Regions from separate parts of the Homo sapiens genome. Here region 1 is linked to region 2. The links are chromatin loops, found by intact Hi-C in ENCODE. Cell type or tissue: natural killer cell. All regions are shown on one strand. Region 1 has its middle 40 kb from the start of LINC01778. Region 2 overlaps PUM1 (pumilio RNA binding family member 1).

Region 1 (8,000 bases), 66 kb after region 2:
GAGGCAGGAGAATCACTTGAACCCCGGAGTCAGAGGTTGTGGTGAGCCCAGATTGCGTCACTGCACTCCAGTCTGGGTGACAGAGTGAGAACCTGTCTCAAGAAAAAAAAAAGAAAGAAATTTCTTCTTAATATGTGATAGGCAGGGTGCTGTTGGCCCTGGGAGTGGGTTGGAGCCCGAGGCCTATGGCTTTGGTACACCATCCTACCCATCCCTCCCTCCTTCCAATGAAGTTTCTGTGCCTGGCTCTGTGCTTGGAACTGGGAGCCGAGGGGTCCCCACAACAGCCCCGACCCCTCTCCCTAGAGCATGTACAGTCTATCCGGGAGATAGCTGATAACCAGAGTCTTGTGACTGTGTGATGACACTGGTCTGTGGTGGTGGCGGTGGTTGTGGGAGGGGGGGGGTCATTCTTTCTCAGCTGCCACCTCCAAGCCCCACCAAGATTGCCCCTCACTGCTAGGCAGTTCAGGGACAGAGCCCTGGTGCCCGGGGCCTCACTGTGGGACCTCAGACAGTTTGACTCCTTGGAGCCTCAGTCTGCACAGCTATAAAATGGGGTGAAGGGGCCAGACCTGCCACTGGGAGGTCCTCACAGGAGTGGGCCAGTTAGACACCTGCTATGATGTGAGGGGTTGGTTTACCAAGATTCAAAGCCAAGCATGAGTGGCTGTTCACTCAGGAAGCTTCAGAAGGCAATGCCCCATCTTCTGAGTGCTGTCAGCCCGCCGTCTCCCTCCTACCCTTCTCCCCTTCTCTCTTGAGTTCTAGTGATGTGATTTTATTTTCAGCTTGGAGGAGTAGAAAGAGCATGGTCTTGAAGTCAAGCAGACTCTTTGCTCTACCTCTCTGAGCCTCGATTTCCTTGAAGGCAAATGAGGACAATAAGGTTGGTATTTGGAGGCATGAAGCATGGCATACATGCCCATCTGTAGCTGGATTTCTATTCTTCTCTTTGCAGCACCTACGTTTTACCAGGCAAACCTTTATTCAAATCCTAGCTCTGTCAGTGACTAGCTATGTGACCTTGGGTGAACAATTCAAACTCAGTGCTCAGTTTCCTCACTTGTAAAATGGGGGCAATACTAGTACTGGCCTCATATGCATAGTGCTTAGAACTATGGCAGGCATAGAGTAGGTGCTGTACAAATGTGGGCAATTATTACTGCTGTTGTTGTATTGTTATTACTGTTATTCTTATTTGCAGGGCCCAGCACACTGCCTATTGATTGAACAAGTGATACTGAGCTTGGGTAGAAATCAAACTATCAGGGTCAGCTCTAGTATGAACTATGACTTAGGCTTGTTAGAGCCAAGGGCAGAGCCTGGAAACCATGTATTTGGGCACAGATAGGCTGGGCACTGCTGGAAGTTGGAGCACTTCCCTCTGGGCCCCCTCACCCAAGATATGAGCAACAGAATCAAGAGGGAAGGAGGAAGAATAGCTGATTGTTTCCTGCAGCCCAAGAGGTCACAGCCACCCAGCCCAAGCTTCCCTGAGAACAGAGTGTGCTCAGCTTCCAGGGCCGCCCACCCTGCCTCTGCCGGCCTGAGGGTGGGCTCAGAGCACGAGGATCTAGGTTTATCACCACCAGATAACCAGTAGGGATGAGAGAGGGCAGACAGCAAGAGGAATAGGGTGAGGCACTATGCCAGGTACCAGGTATCATGTTAGCTCATTTAAGCCCCAGGTCTGGTCTCTTGGCCTGTTGTTGCAAATGGAGCAACTGAGGCTCAAACAGCAGAATCCCAAAGCCCTAGAGCAATTGGAAGGTGCGGTGGGATTCTGCTGTCTCCTCCCTACCAAGAGCTAGCTGTGAGGGTGGGCAGGTTACTAAGCTTCTCTGAACCTCAGTTATATCACCAGAACAACAGGAGCACTAGGAGTTTGAAAGCCTCTAACGAAGCATTAACACACAACCTTTGTGGGATGCCTTCCAATTATCGTCGTTCATTCATAGACATTATCTTATTTAATTCTTGGAGACAATTATTACCCCCATTTTATCATAAACAATGTGTTTACAATAAACACATTGGCCTTATCAGCAAAATCCACACTGTGGGATACTCTATAGGAAAAACAATCCAGTTTTTTTTCAACACATAAATTATAAGGAAGACAAAAAAAAGAGAGAGATGGAGAATTTATAGATAAGCTTAAATGAAATGTTAACTAATCAATGTGGGAACCTGATTCAGATCCTGATTCGAACAAATTATATTTTTAAAATGCTCCAGTTATGAGGCAAGTGGAAATTGAACTCTGAGTGAATGAGTAAAAACATAAATATATATATTTTTATATATATATTTTCTCTTTTTTTGAGACAGGGTCTCATTCTGTCGCCCAGGCTGGAGTGCAGTGGTCTGATCATGGCTCACGGCAGCCTCGAGCTCCCCGGGCTCAGGTGATCCTCTTACCTCAGTCTCCCAAATAGCTGGGACTACAGGTGCTCGCCACCATATCCGACTAATTTTCATATTTTTTGTAGAGACATAGTTTTGCCATGTTGTCCAGGCTGGTCTCAAACTCCTGGGCTCAAGTGACCGAGTGAATATTTGTTATTAAGGATTCATTGTCAATGCTCTTAGATGTGATAAGGGCCCTGTAGTTATGGTTTTTTTTTTTTTTTTAAATGAATCCTTACCTTTTAGAGATACAGACTGAAATATTTGTAGATGAAGTGACAGGGTGTCTGGAATTGACTTCAAAATAATATGGGGAGGAGTGGGTGAGGGAATGGAGGAAATAAGTTGGGGCTTGAGTTGATCGTTATAGACGCTGAGTGATGGGCACATAGGGGCTTCATTATATTATTCTATCTACTCTAAGTTTACATTTTAAATTCTCCATAATAAAGTGCTTTAAAAGAAAAGAAAGCGGCCGGGTGCAGTGGCTCACGCCTGTAATCCCAGCACTTTGGGAGGCTGAGGCAGGCAGATCACGAGGTCAGGAGATCAAGACCATCCTGGCTAACACAGTGAAACCCAGTCTCTACTAAAAATACAAAAAAATTAGCCAGGCAAGGTGGCGGGCACCTGTAGTCTCTGCTACTCTGGAGGCTGAGGCAGGAGAATGGCGTGAACCTGGGAGGCAGAGGTTGCAGTGAGCTGAGGTTGTGCCACTGCACTCCAGCCTGGGCGACACAGCGAGTCTCCATCTCAAAAAAAAAAATAAAATAAAATAAAATAAAATAATAAAAAAAAGTAAAAGAAAGCAATTCCCAGAGGGGCCTGAGGTTGCACCCCCAGGAAATGCAGAGCTGGCTCCCCTGCTGCAAGTCTAGGGCCCTGGCCACTCGCCCAACCCCTGCCTGTGAACTCCCGCAATGCCCTATTTTCCTCGGCTCTACGTCATCCACTTCCAAGTGGTCAGTGCCTTCATGGACCCTGTTCCCTCCCGTTTTATGAAAACTGACTCTTATGAATGGCTCTGTTGAAATAATTTGCATGAAATTGTCATGACTGACGCGTGGCTTTAGCTATTTCCCTCCTCCAGAGGTGTTTGTCCATTGCCAGAGAAAGTAGCAAAAGCAGCCCTTCCCAAGTGAGCCATGTGTTTCAGCTCATGAAGCACTGTTCAGGAAGTCCTTGGTCTTGCTTGCCATTCACATCAGTCCTGGGAGATGGGCTGGCTGGGGATTACTCCTCCCACCTTGGAGGACATTAGGTTTGTTCATCACCATCCCCTACCCTCACTGCCCACCCCTGCCCATTTTCAAGGCTCTGGCCAAGTCTAGACCTTTATCTTGTCTTGCTGGAAATATTGAAATAGTCTTACCGGCATGCTGTAAGGAAAGGGCATGGGTTTGGGGGCATACAGGTGTCATTCACAGTTAGCCACAGCTAGTTCTTCTTAGGTCATCCTGGGGAAGCCCCTTCACCTCCTCCCCACCCCCCAAGCCTTGGCTTCCTCTTCTGTGTCATTTGCACAGTGATGATCGCTGCAGAGATTTGTGAGGACCCAAAAAGTGGGCAGACCTAAGTGTCCAGCACAATGACACACAGCAGGTGCACAGCACTAAAAATGAAGATACCAAAGATACTGCAGTACAGACATGCGTCACCTAATGACGGGGATGTGTTCTGAGGAACATGTTGTTAGACGATTTCACCTCGTGAACATCATAGAGTGTCCTTACACAAACCAAGGTGGGACAGCCTGCTGCACACCCAGGCTATACGGTACAGCCCATTGCTCCTAGGTTACAAAGCTGCACAGCATGCTACTCTACTGAACACTGTGGCAACTGTAACACAATGGCAAGTATTTATGTATCTAAACATATCCAAACCTAGAAAAAATGCAAGAGGCTGGGCGCAGGGGCTCATGCCTATAATCCCAGCACTTTGGGAGGCTGAGGTGGGAGAATTGCTTGAGACCAGGAGTTTGAGACCAGCCTGGGCAATATAGTGAGCCTCTCTATATATAAAAATAAAATAAAGAAAAATTAGCTGTGTGTGGTGGTATATTTCTGTAGTCCCAGCAACTCAGGAGGCTGAGGCAGGAAAATTACTTTTGAGCCTAGGAGGTTGAGGCTGCAGTGAGCCATGATTACACCACTGCACTCCAGCCTGGGTGACAAAGTGGGACCCTGTCTCTAAAAATAAATAAATAAAAGGAACAATAAAATATTCTATAAAAGATTAAAAAATGATGCATGTGTATATGGCATTTGCCATGGTTGGAGCTAGCAGGACTGTCAGTGCACACTGCATACATTACATTTATACAATGTTTTTCTTCAATAATAATTAGCTTACTATAACTTTTTCAAAGTTTTATAAACTTTTTAATTTTTAAAAACTTTTTAGGCCAGGTGCAGTGGCTCACACCTGTAATCCCAGCACTTTGGGAGGCTGAGGCGGGTGGATCCTGAGGTCAGGAGATTGAGACCATCCTGGCTAACACTGTGAAACCCCGTCTCTACTAAAAATACAAAAATTGGCCGGGTGCAGTGGCTCACACCGGTAATCCCAGCACTTTTGGAGGCCGAGGTGGGCGGATCACGAGGTCAGGAGATTGAGACCATACTGGCTAACACGGTGAAACCCTGTCTCTACTAAAAATACAAAAAATTAGCCAGGCATGGTGGCAGGTGCCTGTAGTCCCAGCTACTCGGGAGGCTGAGGCAGGAGAATGGCGTGAACCCGGGAGGCAGAGCTTGCAGTGAGCCGAGATCGTGCCACTGCACTCCAACCTGGGCGACAGAGTGAGACTCTCTCTCAAAAAAAAAACAACAAAGAACAAAACAAAACAAAAACCCAAACTACCTTTTTGACTCATGTAATAACACGTAGCTTAAAGCACATTGCAGGCCGGGTGTGTTGCCTCGGGCCTGTAATCCCAGTACTGTGGGAGGCCGAGATGGGCAGATCACCTGAGGTCAGGAGTTCGAGACCAGCCTGAGCAACATGGCTACTACTCTACTCTACCATCTCTACTAAAAATACAAAAATTAGCCAGGCGTGTTGGTGCGCACCTGTATTATTGAAGTAAAACATTGAGGCAAGAGAATCGCTGGAACCCGGGACGTGGAGGTTGCAGTGAGCCAAGATCGTACCACTGCAATCCAGCCTGGGCGACAGAGTGAGAATCCATCTCAAAAAAAAAAAAAAATTGCATAGCTCTACAAAACATTTTATGTCCTTATTCTAGCTATTTTTTAATTTGTATTTTTGCTTTTTAAACTTCTTTTGTTACAAACTAAGACACAACCACGCACATTAGCCTAGGCCTCCACGGTGTCAGGTTCGTCAGTATCACTGTCTTCTACCTCCAGATCTTGTCCCACTGGAAGGTCTTCAGGGGCAATAGCATGCACGGAGCTGTCATCTCCTGTGGTAACAGTGCCTTCTTCTGGATACCTCCTGAAGAACCTGCCTGAGGCTGTCTTACGGTTAACTTTTTTAATAAGTAGAAGGAGTACACTCTGAAATAGTGATAAAAAGTATAATATAGTAAATAAGCCAGTAACATAGTCATTTATTATCATTATCAAGTATTATGTGCTGTACATAATCATATGTACTAGACTTTTTTTTTTTTTTTTTGGGACGGAGTCTCACTCAATTGCCCAGGCTGGAGTGCAGTGGCATGATCTCAGCTCACTGCAACCTTCGCCTCCTGGGTTCAAGCAATTCTTCTGCCTCAGCCTCTCAAGTAGCTGGGATTACAGGCACACGCCACCACACCTGGCTAATTTTGTATTTTTAGTAGAGATGGGGTTTCACCATGTTGGCCAGGCTGGTCTTGAACTCCTGGCCTCAAATGATCTGCCCTCCTCGGCCTCCCAAAGTGCTGGGATTACAGGCATGAGCCACCACACCCAGCCCTGTGCTAGACTTTTATACAATGGTCTGTGCAGTAGGTTTGTTCACACCAGTGTATGCTGTTACCAGGTGGCAGGAGTTTTTCAGCTCCCTTATAATCTTATGAGATCACCTCTGTATATGTGATCTGTGGTTGACTGAAACATTGTTATGTGGAGCATGACTGTAATAATAACAGCAGAAGACACATGTGTTGGACTTACCGTGTGCCAGGCATGCTCTAAGCACTTTTTAATAGTGTGAGGCCTTTAGAACAGTGCCTGGCATGTGGTAAGCACTACAGGAGTGTTTATTAAATAAAATTATTGTACATGTAGTAGCTTATTTAATCTTTACTAAAACCCTGAGAAGCAGTAGGTACTCATTACTCTCATGTTTACAGATGAGGAAACTGAAGCATGGAGACTCCCAGAATGCCGAGAATGTAGGGAGACAACTGTACAGTCAACCTTGACCTCTCCTCCACTTTCTCCTGGCAAATTCCTACGGATCCTTCAAACCCCTACTCCAACATCACCTGCTCTGGGAGCTCCCAGTCATTGGCCAGGATGAACTCTTAGACCTGGACAACAGGAAGAAGAAGGGAAAGAAGGGGGTGAGGGAGGCTGGCAGGGTGGGAAACGCAGGGGTGAGAGAATAGAGAAGGATGCAGGCCTTCCGGAGAAACCCTGAGTTGGATCATGGGAAGTGCATGACGGGAAGTCCTTGGTCCTTCTTCCCAGCAGAGGTGCCTCTGTCTTGTGGCTTGTCCTGCAAAGTCCAGCTGAGCCTCCAGCTTCCTTGAGGTTGGCTCTGTGGCATGCAAGTGAAGAGCTCCACTCCGGAGCCAAATTGCCCTGGTTTGACTCCTGACTCTTCTGCTTACTGGCTAGGTGATCCCAGGCAAGTTTTTTGACCCCTTTTACCTGGCTGCTTCTGGAAATAGAATGGGGATAATCATAGTACCCACCTCATAGAATTGCCATGAGGTTTCATCATTAATTCAAGGTACATAGAAAGTACTCAGTAAATACTGACCTGGATGATCGAAGTCATCTTGGATTATTGGTGAAGGTGCCGTCTCTTTTCTCTGAATTCCTGTTGTGCTTAAGCCTAAACCGCACAATTCAACCCAACACAAGTGACCGTAACAATGACCTTTTATGAGGTATTTACTAGCGGGCAGGCTGTATGCCTGGTCCTTTTTACGCAGTGTCATAGAGATCACCGTAACTCCATGAGGCACATACTAGTAATATGTGCATTTTACAGGTGAGAAAATAGAGGCCCCTTTGAAAGGTTAAAACTGTGTATAAACTTATAGAGCCAGTACGTGGCAGAATGAGGATTTGAATCCAGGCAATCTGACCCCGGAGCCCATGTGATTCTTTCTAGTTTGTTAGTCTCCCAATACTGATGGATACCTACGGTATGCCAGACACCATGCTAGGTGCCAGGGAAATAAAAGACACACAGTCCTGGCCCTCAGGGAACTCACAGCCTGGCATGGGGAACACAGATGTGGAGTCAGATACCTGAGAACATTGATAACGTTGAAGGGGGAGGGCTGGATCTGATGTCTGCATTGATCTGCTAGAGGCTATGTTTTATTTAATCATATTCTAACAATTATTGGGCATATGGTCGACACAATAAATAATGCTCTCTCTTCTCAAAGATAAGAC
Region 2 (8,000 bases):
ACTGTGGTCCTTTACTGTTTATATGGAAAGATTGATAATTAAGCAAAAGATAGCAGACACAGCTGAGGTATGTAGAATGCTCCCTGAGCTCACAGAAAAGAAAAGGGGCTTCCAGAGAAGAAGCACCTCTCAAGTTTTCTGGAATGTAGGACTTCTTGAAATGATCAGCCCAGGGAAGGAAGAACAGAAAGGAATGCTTGGAGAAGTGACTCAGAGCATAGGTCGGAGAGCCTGAGGGATGAGGCTGGTGTGGCGGGCGTGCCTTGAGAGCACAGTGGGGAGAAACCTGATTCGTGGAGGAGCCACACAGTTTGGGCTCAGCTATCTGTGCTGTCCTTTGTTAGCCATTCAACCTTGGCTGAGTGACTTAACTACTCTGTGCCTTCATGTTTTCTGTCAGTAAGATGGGGATAATCACACCAGCTCATGATGTTCATCATTTCTCTTCTTGTCATTGATTAGCTTTCTGTGATCCACTGTGACCTGGAGAGACAGGGTCAAGTGGTGAGCTCAGGATTCTGGTGACCCGAAATAACCCCCACTGCTCAGGAGAGCCTGGATGCCGTGCATGGGGCCAGAGGGGCCTGTGCTCATGCTTGCAGGGAAGCACTGTGCAGCTGGCGGGTAGTGGGCAGTGTATTTTCCCAGCTAGGATGCACTTTCTCCATGTGTTGTCCTGGGAGTGGCCCATGGCCACCCAGCCTCCAGGGTCCTCAGGCCCTGTGGCACCACTCAGGGTAGGAGCTCCTCTCCTCATCTGATGGGTTGCCAAAGTGCTAGAAGTCAGGGGACTGGGCTGAGCCAGTGAAAGGTATTGCTGTAGGGGTGTGTGTGTGTGTGTGTGTGTGTGTGTGTGTGTGTGTGTGTGTGTATGTGTGTGTGATGCATGACATGCAAATGCATGTCCGGGAAGCCTGCCCCCAAGTCTCATCTCAGGCCATGTAACACAGACTGTCTTTCCTCCCCAGATCCGGCCCCACATCGCAACTCTTCGTAAGTACACCTATGGCAAGCACATTCTGGCCAAGCTGGAGAAGTACTACATGAAGAACGGTGTTGACTTAGGGCCCATCTGTGGCCCCCCTAATGGTATCATCTGAGGCAGTGTCACCCGCTGTTCCCTCATTCCCGCTGACCTCACTGGCCCACTGGCAAATCCAACCAGCAACCAGAAATGTTCTAGTGTAGAGTCTGAGACGGGCAAGTGGTTGCTCCAGGATTACTCCCTCCTCCAAAAAAGGAATCAAATCCACGAGTGGAAAAGCCTTTGTAAATTTAATTTTATTACACATAACATGTACTATTTTTTTTAATTGACTAATTGCCCTGCTGTTTTACTGGTGTATAGGATACTTGTACATAGGTAACCAATGTACATGGGAGGCCACATATTTTGTTCACTGTTGTATCTATATTTCACATGTGGAAACTTTCAGGGTGGTTGGTTTAACAAAAAAAAAAAGCTTTAAAAAAAAAAGAAAAAAAGGAAAAGGTTTTTAGCTCATTTGCCTGGCCGGCAAGTTTTGCAAATAGCTCTTCCCCACCTCCTCATTTTAGTAAAAAACAAACAAAAACAAAAAAACCTGAGAAGTTTGAATTGTAGTTAAATGACCCCAAACTGGCATTTAACACTGTTTATAAAAAATATATATATATATATATATATATATAATGAAAAAGGTTTCAGAGTTGCTAAAGCTTCAGTTTGTGACATTAAGTTTATGAAATTCTAAAAAATGCCTTTTTTGGAGACTATATTATGCTGAAGAAGGCTGTTCGTGAGGAGGAGATGCGAGCACCCAGAACGTCTTTTGAGGCTGGGCGGGTGTGATTGTTTACTGCCTACTGGATTTTTTTCTATTAACATTGAAAGGTAAAATCTGATTATTTAGCATGAGAAAAAAAAATCCAACTCTGCTTTTGGTCTTGCTTCTATAAATATATAGTGTATACTTGGTGTAGACTTTGCATATATACAAATTTGTAGTATTTTCTTGTTTTGATGTCTAATCTGTATCTATAATGTACCCTAGTAGTCGAACATACTTTTGATTGTACAATTGTACATTTGTATACCTGTAATGTAAATGTGGAGAAGTTTGAATCAACATAAACACGTTTTTTGGTAAGAAAAGAGAATTAGCCAGCCCTGTGCATTCAGTGTATATTCTCACCTTTTATGGTCGTAGCATATAGTGTTGTATATTGTAAATTGTAATTTCAACCAGAAGTAAATTTTTTTCTTTTGAAGGAATAAATGTTCTTTATACAGCCTAGTTAATGTTTAAAAAGAAAAAAATAGCTTGGTTTTATTTGTCATCTAGTCTCAAGTATAGCGAGATTCTTTCTAAATGTTATTCAAGATTGAGTTCTCACTAGTGTTTTTTTAATCCTAAAAAAGTAATGTTTTGATTTTGTGACAGTCAAAAGGACGTGCAAAAGTCTAGCCTTGCCCGAGCTTTCCTTACAATCAGAGCCCCTCTCACCTTGTAAAGTGTGAATCGCCCTTCCCTTTTGTACAGAAGATGAACTGTATTTTGCATTTTGTCTACTTGTAAGTGAATGTAACATACTGTCAATTTTCCTTGTTTGAATATAGAATTGTAACACTACACGGTGTACATTTCCAGAGCCTTGTGTATATTTCCAATGAACTTTTTTGCAAGCACACTTGTAACCATATGTGTATAATTAACAAACCTGTGTATGCTTATGCCTGGGCAACTATTTTTTGTAACTCTTGTGTAGATTGTCTCTAAACAATGTGTGATCTTTATTTTGAAAAATACAGAACTTTGGAATCTGGGTTTGTGCTTTATTTTAACCTCTCCCCCCACCCCACCCCCAGTGTAGTTCCCCAGGACAGCCCTTTCCTGCTCATGCTTCTTTCTGCTTGTTTTGTTGTTTTGTGAGGGTGGGAGGAGAGGTGCCAAACTAATGGCTCTTTGAGCCCAATTTAAACCAAAGATGTTTGGTTCAGCCTGCCCAGTGCATTCAGAATCAAGATACTGCACATACAAATCCAGATTTCCAACTCTGCACATCAGAATATTCTCCTTGGGCCCCTGAGATGAGCTGTCTGGGTTACAGCACCGTCTGTCTGGGCCTCTCCTCCTCCGCGTTTCCTCTGTTTGGGCTGCTCCATTTGCTCCCTGCCAACCTGTGCCCACTACTGAGGCCTGCCAAGCAGTCCAATGTCTGAGCATGCTCATCTCTTCAGACTGGGGAGCCTCTTTTAGCTTGTAACACAGGAGGCTGGAGCTCACAATTGTGCCCGTGGCCCTAGCCTGAGGATGCCATCTGCCCTTCTTCACCGACTTTGCTCCAGGGGCAGATTTGGTAAGTGTTGGCAGTTACAGGCTGGGTCCAGCCAGAGAGGCCAGGTGGAAGCCCACACCAGCTGGTGTCTGGAAGTGGAGCGTCAGGATGGTTGAAGGAACTTCACATGGGCCCCTCAAGGGGAAGGGCTAATCACTAACAGGCCCTGGGAATAGGGGGAGAAGAAAAGGAAGCTGAGGGGATGCAGGTTTCCAGTCCAGCATGTGATTTTGCCTCAGCAGCTGTCGTTGGGGCCCTTTCCCAGCATTCCCCACTGCAGTAGCCATCATGGCGCTTGCAGAGGTGGCATGCTGCGGGCATTGGGAACTGCAGTCCATGCTGCTCTGATAGCATGATTCCAGTCAGATTGACCTGGGGTCACATGTGGGTCTCGCCACTCTGTGTGCACTTGGGCAAGTTAGTTCACCTCATCTTTCACCAAATTCCTTGCTGGAAGTGGACCAAAGGTAACAGATCTATGTAAAGTGGCTCTCTTGTCATGTCATGGGAAATTATGGCAATTAAATTGTGTCCAGCACACTGGTGTAATAAATGATACCAGTTTCCCTGCACAGTTTTTGATGAACAAAACTATCTTTGTTCATTAGTTTACATAATAATGTCATTTGTTGTGAACCGACTCTGCGTCAAGTCACACATGAGATGGTTTTCACATGTTCTCAACAACTGTTCTGGGAACCAACAGCCCTGTGAAGAATGCGGCTGTCCCTATCTCATAGATGTGGAAATAGGTCCTAGGATCTGATGCAAGTCTTTTGATAGACCAACTCTGATCAATAAAGCTTTCCCCTTAGTTCATCATGCGAGGGGGTGGGCATGGGGGCAGACCCCTCCATCTGCAGGATTGGGTTTCATGGAGTGGCCTGGGCTCTGGGCCACCCCCTCTTCTGACCACCATTACTCTGCTACCAAGTCCGTCCCAAGGATTCTATGGCCCGGGCTGTCGTCACACACTGGGTACCGGCATTCTTGGTCTCTCTTCCAGAGTCCCTCCAATGTGCATTCCTCAGTTTATGTAATAACCCTTACCCTCTCACAGTGCTTTACAGTTTACAGAGTACTTTGTATTTGAGATACCATTGGTCCTTGTAGAAAGCTTTAGGGAGTCAGGGAGAGATGTTTCAGCCCTTTATACAGATGAGGAGTTTGAGACTTAAGCCCCGCAGTCAGTAACCAAGTGAGGATTTTATCTGAGGGTTCCTGACTCCCAGCCCAGTGCCCTGTCCATGTCATCCTGCCCTTGCCACCCGCCATTAGCCCCATGAATGGCCATCTTCTCTTTTTGAGGCTCAGAGGGATTGCAGAAGGGTGAGGCCCTGGGGAGTGAGGCATCCTTTTGAGGGAGGAAACCTGTAACTTTATGTAGTTACCATCTGTAGCCACACGAGGGTGCTGCCACCTAAAGCGAGTATTATGGAGGCCTAAGGGTTCAAGGTCAGGGTTGGGATGGCTTTCCCCTGGATTGAAGGGCTCAGGAGTGTAGTCAGGAATCCCACCCAGAGACCAGAGGTCTGGCATCTGCCCTGAAACTAAGCTTTCTCCCTTCTTCACTCCCTCTCCTCCTGCTTCCTCCAGCGTCTGCAGTGCATAGCACTAGGCCCTAACACACACAGGGTGTCAGGGTATGGTGAGTGTGGGGTGAGAGGGTATGGTCACTGACCTGGCTCATGAACCTCAGCTTTGCCTTTGACTATGTAATCTCTGGCAAATCACTGACTTCTCTGGACCGTGGTTTCTCCAGCCATCACCTGGAGTGGTAGACCAGGCCTGTCACTCTCACAGGGCTAGTGTGAGATCACACAGGAAGACACATCACACAGGCAGCCCCTTGCCTCTGTTAATGCAACCCTGGTGCCTCTTTCTGGGGCCACATCCTGGCTTTTGCAGCAAGCTTTCAAACAACGCACACCTCCGAGTCTATTTTAATGACTGAGCTTCAAATCCCAGCTCTGCCTGGCCCTTTGTGACCTTTGTAAGTCATCTGCCTTCCTCTCTTTCCTCAGCTGTAAAATGGAGTTAATAATAGCTTTATTTCACAGGGTATATTGGAAGCCCTTGGCACACACAGGGCTGGGAACACAGTAAGCCATAAATAGGAGTTATCATTACCTCCAATTTTTCCTTGCTATGTTGGGGCCCTTGCAATTTTCACTAGGGTGAAACTGGGTGTTTGACAGGAGCTGGACTAGGTCCAGTCTAGTATACGGACTTCCAGACTGGAATCCAGATTGGGATCTGGAGGTTGAAGTGGGTATTTGACAAGAAATGAACAGGGTCCAGTTGGAGGCCTCAAGTAAGCACATATTTAGAAGGACAGGGCATTGTGTGTTCATCAGAATCTGGGGAGTCTGAAACTCCTCTGTCTGGAGCTCCAGCTAACTTTATGTTTAGAACCTGAAGATTCAGAACCTGTGCCATTCTAGTGAAATGGATGTGCCTCAGGAAGATAACTTACAATTCTAGTGGCCACAATAGGGAAGTTTTACTCTAGATGAAATTATTCATCTATGGGTACATTAAAAAAAGATGATCCTGAGTACTTAAGAAACAATGAGATGCATTGTTCGATGGTACACGGAAGCTTCCCAAAGACAGAATGACTTAAAAAAAAAAAGCCTGTCTAAAGAAATCTTTACAACACACTCATAAAAATTATTTTGAGGCTGGCGTGGTAGCTCATGCCTGTAATCCCAGCACTTTGGAAAGCCGAAGCGGGCGGATCACCTGAGGTCAGGCGTTCAAATCCAGCCTGGCCAACATGATGAAACCTCATCTCTACTAAAAAAAATGCAAAAATTAGCTGGGCGTGGTGGTAGGCGCCTGTAATCCCAGCTACTCAGGAGGCTGAGGCACAAGAATTACTTGAACCCGGGAGGTGGAGGCTGCAGTGAGCCGAGATCGTGCCACTGCATTCCAGCCTGGGTGACAGAGCAAGACTCCATCTCAAAAAAAGAAAAAAAAATTATTTTGAATCTGCATGGCTGTTTGATCTTTTGTCTTTTTCCATCTGAATGCTTGAATATTCTGGACACTATCTTCCTTTAAAAGATCTTCAAATGAGCCAGGAGTATCTGCAACAACTAAATGCAAATCTTGGTCTTGCACACAACTTGGCTATTATAAAAGCAACCGCCTGAGACTAATTGGAAAAAAATTGGATTTCTCCCCTGTCACTTACCTAAAACTTAATCCACAGTCTCAACAAGATTGACTCCCAATACTAAGTAAATATGCTCCAAGACTCCTTTTTGGTGAAAACCTAACAGGCTTTCTGCCTTAGAAATGTTTAAATCTTTAAAATGCAAACTTCGAAGAATGACTCATCAGAATAAAAAAAAAAAGTTTTTAGAAAAGTGGCAGATGAAAGAATCCTGAATGTCTTTTCCAAAAACATTAATGAAAGCCTTTAGCCATCTGAACAGGTAACTTTAACTGTCAAGAACACAATTTGGATCCAGTTAGGGAGTTTTATATTATTGTGACTGACGCATGGCTCAAATTTCAGAACAGAAGCCATGAATCTCTGTTTGTGTCTGTCTGTATGTTTATGTATGTCTATGTTATTCATTTTGTAATTAATTAAATTAATTAATTTTTTGAGACTGAGTCTCTCTCTGCCGCCCAGGCTGGAGTGCAGTGGCACGATCTCAGCTCACTGCAACCTCCACCTGCCTGCTGGGTTCAAGCGATTCTCCTGCTTCAGCCTCCTGAGTAGCTGGGATTACAGGCATGTGCCACCATGCCCGGCTAATTTTTGTATTTTTAGTAGAAACAGGGTTTCTATGTTGGCCAGGCTGGTCTCAAATTCCTGACCTCAAATGATCCACCTGCCTCAGCCTCCCAAATTTCTGGGATTACAAGCGTGAGCCAATGCACCTGGCCTATGTATGTCTATGTTATTTAAATGTAATACTGTTCTATCTCCAGATGGTATTATTAGAAATAATATATATACATATATATACGTATATATGTGTGTGTATATATATACACATATATACGTATATATGTGTGTGTATATATATATACACATATATATGTATATATATATGTGTGTGTGTGTGTGTGTGTGTGTATATATATATATATGAGTCTCACTCTGTCACCCAGGCTGAATGCAGTGGTACAAATCTTGGCTTACTGCAACCTCCACCTCCCAGGCTCAAGCAATTCTCATGCCTCAGCCTCCTGAGTAGCTGGGATTACAGACATGTGCCACCACACCTGGATAATTTTTTTATTCCTAGTAGAGACAGGGTTTCTCTATGTTTTTTGTTTGTTTTGTTTTGTTTTTTGTTTGTTTGTTGTTTTTGAGATGGAGTCTGTCTCTGTCGCCCAGTGCTGGAGTGCAGTGATGAGATCTCAGCTCACTGCAGCCTTCTGCCTCCTGGGTTCCAGCAATTCTCCTAACTCAGGCTCCCAAAGTGCTGGGATTACAGGCATGCACCACCACACCTGGCTAATTTTTGTATTTTTAGTAGAGACGGGGTTTCACCATGTTGGACAGGCTGGTCTCAAACTCCTGACCTCAGGTAATCCAACAACTTCAACCTCTCAAAGTGCCAGGATTACAGGTGCAAGCCACCACACCTGGCCAGAAATAATTTATAATTATCTTTTTCCCTACTAAAAGAAAATATTAAAAGAGCTCTTAATACTTA

What was found. A loop is a pair of places that touch in the nucleus more often than their neighbours do. Peaks named below come from ENCODE experiments on the same cell type or tissue, not always from the same donor. Only the 100,000 strongest peaks of a DNase experiment are listed, where the experiment ranks them.
Region 1: it touches region 2 in a loop (4-fold over the local background); 5 of 110 quality-filtered maps call a loop at or near these places.

Annotation. Positions count from the first base shown.
Region 1 is chr1:30,860,297-30,868,296 of GRCh38, reverse strand. No RefSeq gene overlaps it. Among named protein-coding and RNA genes, the nearest start is that of LINC01778, 40 kb to the right of the region's middle. In natural killer cell, no CTCF peak of the experiment used is centred here; no DNase peak of the experiment used is centred here; H3K27me3 peaks cover 2,350 bases.
Region 2 is chr1:30,926,311-30,934,310 of GRCh38, reverse strand. PUM1 (pumilio RNA binding family member 1) reads left to right here. Exons shown (of 22, transcript NM_001020658.2): 22 at 969-2,805. The coding sequence ends at 1,100. Among named protein-coding and RNA genes, the nearest start is that of SNORD103A, 5.5 kb to the left of the region's middle. In natural killer cell, CTCF peaks have their summits at 4,535 and 4,735 (motif pointing right); DNase peaks (open chromatin) are centred at 4,720 and 5,120; H3K27ac peaks cover 1,063 bases.